Linked DNA regions of Homo sapiens: region 2 is linked to region 1. Evidence: read pairs that join two places in POLR2A ChIA-PET (ENCODE). Cell type or tissue: B cell. All regions are shown on one strand. Each heading gives the region's core, and the rest is flanking DNA. Links, peaks and the distances in the headings are about the cores only.

Region 1 (7,792 bases), core at 927-5,926:
TGTCTGTTCATATTCTTTGCCCATTTTCTTGATGAGATTGTTTGATTATTTTGTTGTAAATTTGTTTAAGTTCTTTGTAGATTCTGAATATTAGCCCTTTGACAGATGGGTAGATTGCAAAAATTTTCTCCCATTCTGTAGGTTGCCTGTTCACTCTGATGGTAGTTTCTTTTGCTGTGCAGAAGCTCTTTAGTTTCATTAGATCCTATTTGTCTATTTTAGCTTTTGTTGCCATTGCTTTTGGTGTTTTAGTCAAGAAGTTCTTGCCCATGGCTCTGTCCTGAATAGTATTGCCTAGGTTTTCTTCTAGGGTTTTTGTGGTTTTAGGTCTAACACTTAAGTCTTTAATCCATCTTGTGTTAATTATTGTATAAGGTATAAGGAAGGGATCCAATTTCAGCTTTCTACATATGGCTAGCCAGTTTTCCCAGCACCATTTATTAAATAGGGAGTCCTTTCCCCATTTCTTATTTTTGTCAGGTTTGTCAAAGATCAGATGGTTGTATATGCCGGTGTTATTTCTGAGGCCTCTGCTCTGTTCCATTGGTCTATATTTCTGTTTTGGTACCAGTACCATGCTGTTTTGGTTACTGTACACTTGTAGTATAGTTTGAAGTCAGGTAGTGTGATGCCTCCAGCTTTGTTCTTTAGGCTTAGGATTGACTTAGCAATGCGGGCTCTTTTTTGGTTCCATATAACTTTAAAGTAGTTTTTTCCAATTCCGTGAAGAAAGTCATTGGTAGCTTGATGGAGATGGCATTGAATCTATAAATTACCTTGGGCAGTATGGCCATTTTCACGACATTGATTCTTCCTATCCATGAGCATGGAATGTTCTTCCATTTGTTTGTGTCCTCTTTTATTTCGTTGAGCAGTGGTTTGTAGTCCTTCACATCCCTTGTAAGTTGGATTCCTAGGTATTTTATTCTCTTTGAAGCAATTGTGAATGGGAGTTCACTCATGATTTGGCTCTCTGCTTGTCTGTTATTGGTGTATAGGAATGCTTGTGATTTTTGCCCATTGATTTTGTATCCTGAGACTTTGCTGAAGTTGCTTATCAGCTTAAGGAGATTTGGAGCCAAGACGATGGGGTTTTCTAAATATACAATCATGTCATCTGCAAACAGGGACAATTTGACTTCTTCTTTTCTTAATTGAATACCCTTAATTTCTTTCTCTTGCCTGATTGCCCTGGCCAGAACTTCCAACACTATGTTGAATAGGAGTGGTGAGAGAGGGCATCCCTGTCTTGTGCCAGTTTTCAAAGGGAATGCTTCCAGGTTTTGCCCATTCAGTATGATATTGGCTGTGGGTTTTTCATAAATAGCTCTTATTACTTTGAGATATGTTCCATCAATACCTAGTTTATTGAGAATTTTTATCATGAAGCGCTGTTGAATTTTGTCAAAGGCCTTTTCTGCATCTATTGAGATAATCATGTGGTTTTTGTCTTTGGTTCTATTTATGTCATAGATTATGTTTATTGATTTGCATATGTTAAACCAGCCTTGCATCCCAGGGATGAAGCCAACTTGATCGTGGTGGATAAGCTTTTTGATGTGCTGCTGGATTCAGTTTGTCAGTATTTTATTGAGGATTTTCGCATCGATGTTCATCAGGGATATTGGTCTAAAATTCTCTTTTTTTGTTGTGTCTCTGCCTGGCTTTGGTATCAGGATGATGCTGGCCTCATAAAATGAAGGAGGATCCCCTCTTTTTCTGTTGATTGGAATAGTTTCAGAAGGAATGGTACCAGCTCCTCTTTATACCTCTGGTAAAATTTGGCTGTGAATCCGTCTGGTCCTGGACTTTTTTTGTTGGTAGGATATTAATTATTGCCTCAATTTCCGAGCCTGTTATTGGTCTATTCAGGGATTCAACTTCTTCCTGGTTTAGTCTTGGGAGGTTGTATGTGTCCAGGAATTTATCCATTTCTTCTAGATTTTCTAGTTTATTTGTGCAGAGGTGTTTACAGTATTCTCTGATGGTAGTTTGTATTTCTGTGGAATCGGTGGTGATAACCCCCTTTATCATTTTTTATTGTGTCTATTTGATTCTTCTCTTTTCTTCATTAGTCTTGCTAGTGGTCTATCAATTTTGTTGATCTTTTCAAAAAACCAGCTCCTGGATTCATTGATTTTTTGAAGGATTTTTTTGTGTCTCTATCTCCTTCAGTTCTGCTCTGATCTTAGTTATTTATTGTCTTCTGCTAGATTTTGAATTTGTTTGCTCTTGCTTCTCTAGTACTTTAATTGTGATGTTAGGGTGTCAATTTTAGATCTTCCCTGCTTTCTCTTGTGGGCATTTAGTGCTATAAATTTCCCTCTACACAGTGCTTTAAATCTGTCCCAGAGATTATGGTATGTTGTGTTGTTGTTCTCATTGGTTTCAAAGAACATCTTTATTTCTGCCTGCATTTCGTTATGTACCCAGTAGTCATTCAGGAGCAGGTTGTTCAGTTTCCATGTAGTTGTGCAGTTTTGAGTGAGTTTCTTAATCCTGAGTTCTAGTTTGATTGCACTGTGGTCTGAGAGACAGTTTGTTGTGATTTCTATTCTTTTACATTTGCTGAGGAGAACTTTACTTCCAACTCTGTGGTCAATTTTGGAATAAGTCTGATGTGGTGCTGAGAAGAATGTATATTCTGTTGATTTGGGGTGGAGAGTTCTGTAGATGTCTATTAGGTCTGCTTGGTGCAGAGCTGAGTTCAAGTCCTGGGTATCCTTGTTAACTTGCTGTCTCATTGATCTGTCTAATATTGACAGTGGGGTATTAAAGTCTCTCATTATTATTGTGTGGGAGTCTAAGTCTCTTTGTAGGTCTCTAAGGACTTGCTTTATGAATCTGGGTGCTCCTGTATTGGGTGCATATATATTTAGGATAGTTAGCGCTTCTTGTTGAATTGATCCCTTTACCATTATGTAATGGCCTTCTTTGTCTCTTTTGATCTTTGTTGGTTTAAAGTCTGTTTTATCAGAGACTAGGATTGCAACCCCTGCTTTTTTGTTGTTTTCCATTTGCTTGGTAGATCTTCCTCCATCCCTTTATTTTGAGCCTATGTGTGTCTCTGCACATGAGATGGGTCTCCTAAATACAGCACACTGATGGGTCTTGACTCTTTATCCAATTTGCCAGTCTGTGTCTTTTAATTGGAGCATTTAGCCCATTTAAATTTAAGGTTAATATTGTTATGTGTGAATTCAATCCTGTCTTTATGATGTTAGCTGGTTATTTTGCCCATTAGTTGATGCAGTTTCTTCCTAGCCTCGATGGTCTTCACAATTTGGCATGTTTTTGCAGTGGCTGATACCAGTTGTTCCTTTCCATGTTTAGTGCTTCCTTCAAGAGCTCTTGTAAGGCAGGCCTGGTAGTGACAAAATCTCTCAGCATTTGCTTGTCTGTAAAGGATTTTATTTCTCCTTCACTTATGAAGCTTAGTTTGGCTGGATATGAAATTCTGGGTTGAATATTTTTTTCTTTAATAATGTTGAATATTGGCCCCCACTCTCTTCTGGCTTGTAGAGTTTCTGCTGAGAGATTCACTGTTAGTCTGATGGGCTTCCCTTTGTGGGTAACCCGACCTTTCTCTCTGGCTGCCCTTAACATTTTTTCCTTCATTTCAACCTTGGTGAATCTGACAATTATGTGTCTTGGGGTTGCTCTTCTCGAGGAGTATCTTTGTGGCGTTCTCTGTATTTCCTGAATTTGAATGTTGGCCTGCCTTGCCAGGTTGGGGAAGTTCTCCTGGATAATATCCTGCAGAGTATTTTCCAACTTGGTTCCATTCTCCCCATCACTTTCAGGTACACCAATCAAATGTAGATTTGGTCTTTTCACATAGTCCTATATTTCTTGGAGGCTTTGTTCTTTTCTTTTTACTCTTTTTTCTCTAAACTTCTCTTCTCGCTTCATTTCATTAATTTGTTCTACAGTCACTGATACCCTTTCTTCCACTTGATCGAATCAGATACTGAAACTTGTGCATGCGTCACGTAGTTCTCGTGCCGTGGTTTTCAGCTCCATCAGGTCATTTAAGGTCTTCTCTATGCTGTTTATTCTAGTTAGCCATTCGTCTAATCTTTTTTCAAGGTTTTTAGCTTCCTTGCGATGGGTTCAGACATCCTCCTTTAGCTTGGAGAAGTTTGTTATTACCGACCTTCTGAAGCCTACTTTTGTTAACCCATCAAAGTCATTCTCTATCCAGCTTTGTTCCATTGCTGGCAAAGAGCTGTGATCCTTTGGAGGAGAAGAGGCTCTCTGGATTTTAGAATTTTCAGCTTTTCTGCTCTGGTTTCTCCCCATCTTTGTGGTTTTATCTACCTTTGGTCTTTGATGATAGTGACCTACAGATGGAGTTTTAGTGTGGTTGTCCTTTTTGTTGATGTTGACGCTATTCCTTTCTGTATGTTAGTTTTCCTTCTAAGAGTCACGTCCCTCAACTGCAGGTCTGTTGGAGTTTGCTGGAGGTCCACTCCAGACCCTGTTTGCCTGGATATCACCAGCAGAGGCTGCAGAACAGCAAATATTGCTGCCTGATCCTTCCTCTGGAAGCTTCATCTCAGTGGGGCATCCAGCTATATGAAGTGTCAGTGGGCACCTACTGGGAGGTTTCTCCCAGTTAGGCTACATGGGGGTCAGGGACCCACTTGAGGAGGCAGTCTGCCTGTTCTCAGAGCTCAAACTCCGTGCTGGGAGAACGACTGCTCTCTTCAGAGCTGTCAGACAGGGACATTTAAGTCTGCAGAAGTTTCTGCTGCCTTTTGTTCAGCTATGCCCTGCCCCCAGAGATGGAGTCTACAGAGGCAGGCAGGAGCTGTGGTGGGCTGCACCAGTTTGAGCTTCCAGGCCACTTTGTTTACCTACTCAAGCCTCAGCAATGGCGGACGCCCCTCCCCCAGTCAGGCTGCTGCCCCGCAGTTCGATCTGGGACTGCTGATCTAGCAGTGAGCAAGGCTCTGTGGGCATGGAACCCACCGAGCCAGGCGCGGGGTGTAATTTCCTGGTGTGCCGTTTGCTAAGACTGTTGGAAAAGCACAGTATTGGGGCTGGAGTGACCTGATTTTCCAGGTACAGTCTGTCACAGCTTCCCTTGGCTAGGAAAGGGAAATCCCCCAACCCCTTGAGCTTCCTGGGTGAAGTGATACCCCACTCTGCTTCGTCTCACCCTCCTTAGGCTGTACCCACTGTCCAACCAGTCCCAGTGAGATGAACCAGCTACTACAGTTGGAAATGCAGAAATCACCCATCTTCTTCATCGATCACGCTGGGAGCTACAGACCGGAGCTGTTCTTACTTGGCCATCTTGGAATGGATCCTCCATTCATGATTTTAAAGATATTTTTCCATGTCTTCTAGCTTCATTTTGTCCTATAGAAACTAGACGTCATGTTTATACACTTCTACATAATATGTCTTCTTTCGATGCTTTTAAGATTTATTCTTTGGTTTTCAGCAGTTTGACCATGATACAGTTAGTTATATTTTTAGTTGCACTTACCCTATTTGGGATTTGCGGAGTTTCATGAATGTGTGGGTTGCTGTTTTCAATCAAATTTAGAAATTTTTCATATAATATAGTTGCAATTTTTTTTCTTGCTCCATATTCTCTCTCCTCTCCTTCTTAAATGTGTGTCAGACCTTTTGAGACAATTGCACAGCTCACTGGGGGTCTGCTAAGTTAAAAAAAAAATCTCTTGCTCTCTGTCCTTCAGTTTAGATGCTTGCTATTGGCTTTCTTCATGGACACTACTCCTTTCTTTTGTTGTGTTAAATGTCCTGTTAATCCCAGGAAATGAATTTTTTAAAGATTTTCTTTTTCAGTTCTAGGACTTGACTCCCATTTGTTTCTTTTTACGATTTACATATCATTTCTGAAAATTTCCTTTTTTTCACCCATTATACCCATGCTTTCCTATAAATTCATTAACATATTTATCGTAACTATATTAATTTTTGTCAATGTTAACGTCTGGTTAATTTCAACATCTCGTTATTCTGTAGGTCTCTTTCTACTTCTGTTATTCTCTGGGGTATGTGTTACACTTTTCTGTATCTTTGTAAGTCTAATAAATTTTAATTTCATACTAGATATTGTGGGTGATGTTTTATGGAGACTGGATTCTGTTATCTTCCTCTGAAGAACGTTGACTTTTGTTTTAGAAGGTAGCTAAATTACAGGCAGATGAACTTGATTTATGAAGCTTGGTTTTAGGCTGTTAGAATGGTTTTATTTTAGTTTTGCAACTAGCCTAGGATGAATCCCTAGTCCTGAGCCTTAAGGTATAAGTTCTGGGTTTTAATTTTAATAGTTTGAGGCATTTTTCAAGTCTGTCTAACTTATCAGGACTTGAATTCCAAACTGTCTGCCTGCATTGGGCAGCTACTGAAATCTCCGCAACAGCTTTCTAGCTTTTGTTTTCTCTTGAGTTTCTTGGAGTCTCATCCTGTGCATGTGTAGACTAGGAATCGGCCAATTATTTGAGGGAAATTTCTATATAGTCCCAAACTCCATATTCTGATTCCTCAGTCTCATAAGACTACCACTTTCTGCTTCAGCTCTGTGGGCTACACGTAGATGGACTGGGAAGTAACTTTAGTGGAAAAAAACATATAAATGTGAATTTCACTCAGTAAGGGTCAAATCCCCACCAGTTTCTGCTAGCTTTTGTTTATCTCCGAATTGTTTGTTCCCAGAGTTTACAATAGCTATTGGCAGGAAAGTATTCAAATTTTCACTTTGCCATTAGTCTCTTTTTTATAATTCTCATCTGTTTTCCCTTTGTTATCTTTGGGATAATTTCATCACATTTATCTTTCCATGCATTAAATCTTCCTCTAGCTTTGTTTTGGTGACTATTTAATCTATCAATTGAGTTTTATTTTCAATAATTGTGTTTTTTATTTCTAGGAAATCTGTTTTTTCAAATCAGCCTTTTATTCCCATGAAGATGTTGTTTGTTTCTTACATTTTAAATTCCTTTTTGAGCTCCTAGTCATTTTTACAATACCTGTTTTTATAATCTCTCTCTGGGACTTGTATTACCTGTATATCCTCAAGGGTCAAATCAAGTTACTTATTCAGTCAGTTGACTTCTACTCTTGGTAGATGGTATCATTGTATGTTTGAGTTTTTGACTCAGTTTTGGATTTTGAATTTATCTGCAGCTGAGTTTTATCTGTGGAAATGATCTATGGTCCTTGGTGAAGGGTACTGCCTTCCAAAGAGGTTTTGTGTTGAATTGCCGGATAGCCCAGTGCTGTCACTGGCCTGGGCACACTTTTCACTAATTTCTTAGCTTCAGGATTCCTGCACCTTTGTGAGCTCTTTTCCAACCACAGTCAGGGCTAAAATAGCTAATTCCCTGACATATCCTTATATTGATGGGTGGCTTTATTTATAGTTCTTCCTTTTAACAAGGGATTAACCATTTAAGAGTCATGGCTCCATAGGAGGTTTGTGAGCCTCTTGTGGGTCCCAGATCTCAATTCCTATTCCTAAATAGTCATTATAACCCAAGTCTCTTGGTCACTAAGACAGGAAACTACCTCACCCCCAAATCCAGGAAAGGCATACCATCAGCTCATAGGGTCACCACTTCAGGGCTTTATCTCACTCTTTAAAGAGTTTGGCTAAACATTTAAAATGTTGATTTTCATATCTCATCTATAGTTACTAGATCTGTTATTAAGGGAGGGTTTCTATTATCTTTTTTGCCATGTTCTGGAATAGAAATCCTGTTTCTACATTTGTTTGTAAGCAGCCTAATCAAATAATGGTTTTAAACAGAGACTA
Region 2 (7,792 bases), core at 1,093-6,092, 660 kb before region 1:
TTTAGAACAGTGCCTGGCACACAGTAAGCACTCAATAAATCTTTGATGAATGAATGAATGGTTATCTTTTCTCTCTGGCAATCCAAATTCACCACTCCTTAAAAATTCTACATAAGATTTGCTGGCTGGGCGCAGTGACTCACGCCTGTAATCCCAGCACTTTGGGAGACTGAGACAGGTGGATCACCTGAGGTCAGGAGTTTGAGACCAGTCTCAACATAGCGAAACCCCATCTCTACTAAAAGTACAAAAATTAGCCGGGCGTGGTGGCAGGCGCCTGTAATCCCAGCTACTTGGGAGACTGAGGCAGGAGAATCACTTGAGCCCAGGGGGGCAGAGGTTGCAGTGAGCTGAGATCACGCCACTTCACTCCAGCCTGGGCAAAAGAGCAAAACTCCGTCTCCAAAAAAAAAAAAAAAAGATTTGCCTATTCCAGCAGACTTCTACCCAATATCAATCTAGATTTAAATCACTTGATTTTCCACATCCCTTTAGCAATTATGTATAGTTTGCACTTCATTAACCTACCCTTATTTATGTTACTTCTCACATACACCCATATCTCTTCTGTATTTTCAATCAAAAGATAATGCCTCAAATGTTATATATATTGTATGTGCCACTCAACAGTGCCTCATATGCTGCAAAAAAAAAAGACAGTAAACAATCGGGGTACCTTTTTGTCTTTTAAGCCATATTTTCTGGGTCAGTGTGGTCTTTCAAGGGAGTTTAGACAGGCTCTATTTTTTGTTACTTCACTCCTATAGTATGTGACTGTAAATTGTTCCTTCAGTGTTCAATTTAAGTACAAACTAAAGAGAAACAGTTTCCTAAAGAAAAACATTTTAAAGTTACAGAGACACCTATGTGTTCGTAACATTTCTCCAGAAATATTTGAAGTAACGTAAAACTTCTGGACTGGTCAGTTTAAATATTTTCTTGGAATTTCTATAGAAATTTCTGTGGAATGGTGTTATATTGGAAATATTAATTAACTATAAGAAGACTCCTACTTCTTCACAGAGAACAAGCAGGGATATCCTGGATTTTCACAGTATTTAGGCCACTCCTTAATTGTCTCATGAAGGAATTAAGGTAGTGGAACACATTCAAGAATTGCTTAGGTGTCAAAATAAGACAAAGTGTAACAGTTTTTTTCTGTAGTAGATTTTTAAATAGTTAAAAGACTCTGCCCTCTTTATCTATACTGTATTCTGGCAATAATAAAGTTGGGCAGCCTATACATAAAAGCAATTTCTAACAATGCCAAATTAACAGCAGTTTCTTGGCCCTTTCCTTTCCCTCCATGAAAGTTACAATATTAGGTTATTTCACAGGTTTCCTCCATGCCCCCCATACCCAACCTAAAACTGTGTTAGGCTGTCAAAGAAAACAAATCAGGTAAGATTAGTGTTTGCCTTTACGCAGTCATTCTAAGTACACATAAAATCATACATAATATGAAAATACAGCAGGAAGAGAAACATCAAACCATAGAACTGAGTTTTAGTTTTACTGACATTTATATGGCATACTTCCTGTTTTTGATTTCAGAAGTGCAACCATGCAGTGCTTCTATGAAAAACTGAATAGTTGAGTACAGTTTGAGGATTATAACAACTTATCCAAAGGAAACAAACAGACCTAACTTACTGCTGTTTTCATTTGTGGAACTGCTATCTTTGTTGTAAAAAGTTGAGTATTTTTCAAACATCATTTAATAATAGGGTAGCCCCTAAAACAAGTAAGGAGCTATAAGTCTGAGTTGTGAATTTGACTAGTAATGGAATAAGAAAACCAAGCCAAACTCCATCTAAATATGTATGTAAAGGTAATGCTTGTAAAAATTTGCTTTTTCCTCATTTTGAGATTTCAGTTGCCAGTTGACTATTGGTATGCAAAATTAACAATTCTGCCTAAAGGAGGTAAACGATAGAGGTTAATTCTTAAATAAAAGTCCCTTTGTTTCACTATTAACTTTTTCTATTTGAAGCATAATTGTGTCAGCTAATTTATTTTTTGGTAACCACTTAGGAATTTGGGAGGGAGGGGGGCACTCAAGTAAGCAATGACAGCCAGCTAGACATCAAAATCCATGTTCTCACTTCATGGCCGTACAGATAAATTTCATTTCCTAGCCTCTCTTGCAGTTAGATGTGGGCATATGACTAAGCTCTAGCTAGTGGAATGAGAATGGATGTCAACTACTTTAAGCTCTTTAAGTCAACTAAAGAAATCAACTACTTTAAGCTCCTGTCCCTAAAAAACTCCCAACAGACTGACCCCTCCAAGGAAACCTTGGAAGTTAGGTCCTAAATGCTTAGGTACAGTAAGACCTTGGAAACTACTAAAGAAATAGTAAAGTAAACTTGTTTTGCAAGAACAACTTTGAGCCACTATATATTTTGGGGATGATCTATTATGGCAATTAGCCTGCCGTCATTAATTTGATCTATAAAACATATATGAAGTGTCCCTGTGATACACAACTCCAGTGGTCACACACTGTAATGTATGCAACTGGGATTTTTCTGAAGCACAACTGAGAGGCTACAGGTATGCATACATATGGATATAGGTAAATGTTCCTCCCAGGAGTGGTAAAATGCTGTGGCTTTGCCAACTAACTCCAGCTTCTCTCATGGGTTTTATTGTGGATGATTATTGATTTGTGTAAAGGAACTTCCCTTTTGTGTCTGTGGTAATAGATAAAGGTGGAATGGATCCTCCAACAAGAATCTTGAGGGGAAAATATATACTTATGATCAAAATAAGATATCTTTCTTGGGTTTGTCCAATAGTGATGGCTACATAGTCTTCCTATTACCTTTTATCTACAGGCAGGCAGTAGGCCATAATAGTATTAGAAGCCCCTCCCTTTCTCCAAAAAAAAAAAAAAAAAAGTGCTCTGAGCAGTAAAGATATTTAATTTAACATATCTGCGCTTCATGTTTCTCATCTGTAAAATGAGAGTTGGATTATATCACTTCAAAAGTTTCCTTTTTTCACTAAACATTCTCCCATCTATGACTACAATGTCCAGAGCTAATGGTAGAAATATATATATATATATTTTTTTTTTTTGAGAGGGAGTCTCCCTCTGTAGCCAGGCTGGAGTGCAGTGGTGCAATCTCAGCTCACTGCAACCTCCGCCTTCGGAGCTCAAGCGATTCTACTGCCTCTGCCTCCCTAGTAGCGGGGACTACAGGCACGCACCACCATGCCCAGCTAATTTTTTTTTTGTATTTTTATAGAGATAGGGTTTTAACATGTTGGTCAGGATGGTCTAAATCTCTTGACCTCGTGATCTGCCCGCCTTGGCCTCCCAAAGTGCTGGGATTACAGGCATGAGCCACTGCGCCCGGCCAAAATAATTTTTTTTGTTTTCTCTTTTATTTTGAGACACAGTTTCGCTCTTTTTGCCCAGGCTGGAGTGCACTGGCACGATCTTGGCTCACCACAACCTCTGCCTCCTGGGTTCAAGTGATTCTCCTGCCTCAGCCTCCGGGGTAGCTGGGATTACAGGCGCCGCCCCCGCCCCGCCCCGCCGCCACCACCCGCTAATTTTGTTATTTTTAGTAGAGACGGGGTTTCTCAGTGTTGATCAGGCTGGTCTCAAACTCCTGACCTCAGGTGATCCGCCCACCTCAGCCTCCCAAAGTGCTGGGATTACAGGTATGAACCTCCGCGACCAGCCTATTTGAAATAATTCTTAACATGAGCATTTCTTCAGATTTCAAGTTGATATTACAGAAGCGCAAGTGCTTCATAGAAACTTGAAATTATTTTAAAAAAATGTTTAACTCTCACCAAGGCACAAGAGAGGTTATACTCTTCTCCCAAACAAGCTATTAAATTGAAAGGATTTTAAACTTACCCAAGGTTTTTTAGAGTAGTTTTATTATTATTATTTTATTTATTCGTTTTTTTGAGATGAAGTCTTGCTTTGTCACCAAGGCTGGAATGCAGAGGTGTGATCGGCTCACTGCAGCCCCGACTTACTGGGCTCAAGTTATCCTCCTGCCTCAGCCTCCTGAGTAGTAAGGACTACATGTGTGTGCCACAGTGCCCGGCTAGTTAGAGTAATTTTAAAACACTGTGTCACTTCTCTGATTTCTATACTTTACTCCATGAGTGGAGAAATAATATCAAAGCTAATACAGAATGTGATAGTTATTGAAATAATACTATAAAAAGTCAAAAACTAGACAGCAGATTTTATAGTTTTTCAGTGAATTTACCAGTTAAAAACCTTAAATTTTACTTTTCCTAATTGTATGTTTATAATGTTTCAATGTAATAACAATTCATATAATAGCACATTCAGGATCATGGCAAAATCAGCTAAGTCATAGTTAACACACACTCCTTGTCTCTACGTATGTGGTGCTAAGTCATATTTTTGGTATAGCTAACAAATGATTTTTTGTCTGTCTGCTGGTGGGGTTTTAATCTCCTGGATTTCAACTTTGGTTAAAGTTAAAAAATACACTATCCAGACTTTATACAGGCATGAATTGGCTTTAATTCACATTCTTTTGCTGCAGGAGAGCTGCAGAAATATGGACCTCACTCAGGGATGATACTGTTTTAGAAAGGAGAAGGGACAGGCTGTATAACATTGTCCAGAGTGGAGTTTTCATGTTGCGAGAAAGCCATGTATAGGCCGGAGTACATGAGTAAAAGGAATAACAACTCCCCCATCCCCTGCCACAAAGGAACAAGACAGGAGAGCCAACAATAGTATTTTGACTATTAGTTGACGAGTATGGATTCTAAAAATATCTTTACATAATTGCAGAAATTGAGGAACAATCTAAATGTTTAAAAATGAGATTGATAAATAAATTTTGGTATATCTATATGTTGGAAAGCTATGCAGATGTTAAAAACAGGTTTTCAAAACTATTCAGTAACATGAAAAAATGGTCATTATAAACTACTGAGTGACAAAAATAAGATATAAAACTATATGTAGTAATTAGCAACTATATATTTTAAATACAGGAAGGAAACATGAATGTTAACATTGGTTTTTCTCTGGCTGGTGGGATTACAGATGACAATACTTTTGTGGTTTCCAACATTTCTCTAGTTAACACATTCTGTTTACAATTTTAAACATTACTTTCAAAGAAAAAATGTGATATATGTAAATATGGTTATATAAAATCTGTATACATATGTATTTTATTTATGTATATCAAAACCAGACCAAAAATACTGAGTTTGATAGTTTTCAGATTGACACTGTAACAGAATACTTTCCTTGACCCTCATTTTATGTTGAGATCTTTATGGCAGTGAAAGGGCTAGAGAGAGGCATGTACTTTCAGAGTTTCTGAAATGACATGTATAGTATGAAAAAGCATAGAAGCATTCCTCAATTTTCACATCTTGAATTTTAATACAACCTGTAATTTTGTACATACTAAATGAATGTATTAGTTTTCCAAGCTACAGCATTGGTGGCCAGTTAGCAGTTAATAATAATATTTTTCAAAGGATAATAAATGAAAATATTGTTGGCCAGGTGCGGTGGCTCACACCTGTAATCTCAGCACTTTGGGAAACCAACGCAGGTGGATCGCTTGGGTCCAGGAGTTCTTGACCAGCCTGGGGCACACAGCGAGATCCCGGCTCTACAAAAAAAAACTAAAAAAATTAGTGGGGCATGGTGGCATGCGCCTGTAATCCAAGCTACTCAGGAGGTTGAGGTGGGAGGATCACTTGAGCCTGGGAGGCGGAGGTTGCAGTGAGCCGAGATCCTGCCACTTCACTCCAGCCTGGGCAACAGAGTGAGATACCATCTCAGGAAAAAAAAAAAAAAAAGTTGAATATACTAGAGATCCAAACTATTTGGAGGAATAATTGATTTTCTGGGCAAAGCTAAGAAATAGAAGTTATTCATACTATTGGCTACAAATTTGTAAATATATTGGATTATACTCCCTCCCAAATCATAACTCTTAATCCTGCAGTTTTATTGCATTTTTCTGGGTATTTAGTTTTGTGATGCTTTTCTGGGAGACTAAGTTAAGAGACCCAAACTCAGATTTTAAAATTAGTTCATTTTTTTTTTGTTTTACATTTTTCTAATTATTTCTATCAATGAAACTGTGGCATATTACAAAATTTCAAGATAAATAATTTTCTGTCATGTTTCATAGGTCAAGTAAAAAAAAGGTTCTGCAGCTAAAATAAGGCTTAAGGGGGAAAAGTGGCCAGCAGCACATTCAAAGTTTATGAGCACAGACTTGGGGAATCGGATAGATGTAGGTTCAAATTCTTATACTGGGGGTAGGCAAGAAAGATGCATAAACAGTGAATTTTAAAGTTTGGAGGGATTTTAGAGATCATTTAATCAAAATCCATTGTTTTGCAAAGGAAACTAACACCCTGGAAAGTTAAATATCTCACCTAAAGTTTCAATCCCAGCATTGCTACTCATGTTATCTAGGTTTGCTTACTTCCCAAATTCAGCACTCTTTACTTTCTACTACAATATGCTACATTTGAGGTTGGAGGAGACCAGATTATAGAAAGTACTGAAAATTAGACCAAAGAGTTTGAACTTACTTTAAATCTGTCTGTCTTCATTATTATTATTATTATTTGGAGGAGTGGTACTGGGCACAATGGAATGATAATGATCAGAGTCATAAAAGATGTATAGAGATCCTATGTTTCCTGAAAATTCTGTATCATACTCAGTACAACTTTAAACATTCTAGGGGAGAACCCAACTCATTTCTTTGTCTTATTTAAATAATACTGAGTAATGGAACTGACTAGATTACAGTTGATAACTATTTTATTTTTTCACTTGCTTTTGTCATTTTATTCCATGAATTAATGGTATACATGTGAGATTAAACTGATGCTGAGTTGGGAGGCAACACTGTTTGGTTCTGAAGAGCAGACTTTTCCTTAAAAGTTAAAATATTAAGAATAAAATCAAAACAAAAACCTTGAGTCTAAATTTGAATATGACTCTCAACTTTAAAAGGTAGTCCACATAAATTTTTCTCCTTAGATTTATTTTTGATATTAAAATATATACAGAATTAAAAGAGAAATTTAATTTTTTACAGCAAAATTTTTACCAGATAATGAAGCTTAAAAATGCTGACCTTTTAGCTCATTTCTAGGAATTTATTCTAGTTTAGGAAAATAGATTTATGCATAAAAAAGCTCATGGCAATATTATTTGTAAGTAAAGAAAATAAATAACCACTTACAAGGAACATTATGCAGACACTGAAACTTTTGAGGAGTTTTCAATTTATGATACATTTGAGGAAACATTTATGATACGTTGTCATATAAAAAGGCAGTGTACACAAGCAATTTAAACTTCATCAGCTTAAACAACTGCCTGGAAATATGTCAACTCTCAACAGTTGCCTCTAAATAAAGGAACTATTGGTTATTTTTTCCTGGTGTCCTTTAAATTTTTTTTTCTTTATTTTAACCTATTTTCACACTTTCTTCACTTACCATGTACTACTTCTATAATCAGATACGTGTTTGTATCCTAATGATATGTTTTCAGTATCATCACGAGTATAAACATATGTGTGTATGTGTATGTGTGTGTACATTGTTGACCAAGAGAAAAGTTGATATTACTTAAATCCAAATAATGAAATTTCCAAAAAAACGCATACATATCCTACAACTTATAAAATTATAATGGTTTAATACAATGTACTAAGTATTCTGACATAGCAGGCTTTCAGTATATTAGTTGATGATGAAGATAATTAGAGAAGGGATACCTCAATTAATT

What was found. Peaks named below come from ENCODE experiments on the same cell type or tissue, not always from the same donor. Only the 100,000 strongest peaks of a DNase experiment are listed, where the experiment ranks them.
Region 2: POLR2A ChIA-PET joins it to region 1 with 7 read pairs; 2 of 35 experiments call an interaction of 5 or more read pairs at or near these places.

The regions. Positions count from the first base shown.
Region 1 is chr13:50,769,094-50,776,885 of GRCh38, forward strand. It overlaps a transcript of DLEU7 not described here. Among named protein-coding and RNA genes, the nearest start is that of DLEU7-AS1, 35 kb to the right of the region's middle. In B cell, for the core only: no CTCF peak of the experiment used is centred there; a DNase peak (open chromatin) is centred at 3,968.
Region 2 is chr13:50,105,244-50,113,035 of GRCh38, forward strand. All of the region lies in intron 1 of DLEU2 (deleted in lymphocytic leukemia 2), which reads right to left. The region is part of intron 2 of DLEU1 (deleted in lymphocytic leukemia 1); the gene reads left to right. Among named protein-coding and RNA genes, the nearest start is that of DLEU2, 16 kb to the right of the region's middle. In B cell, for the core only: no CTCF peak of the experiment used is centred there; a DNase peak (open chromatin) is centred at 1,498; H3K4me3 peaks cover 1,465 bases; H3K27ac peaks cover 4,261 bases.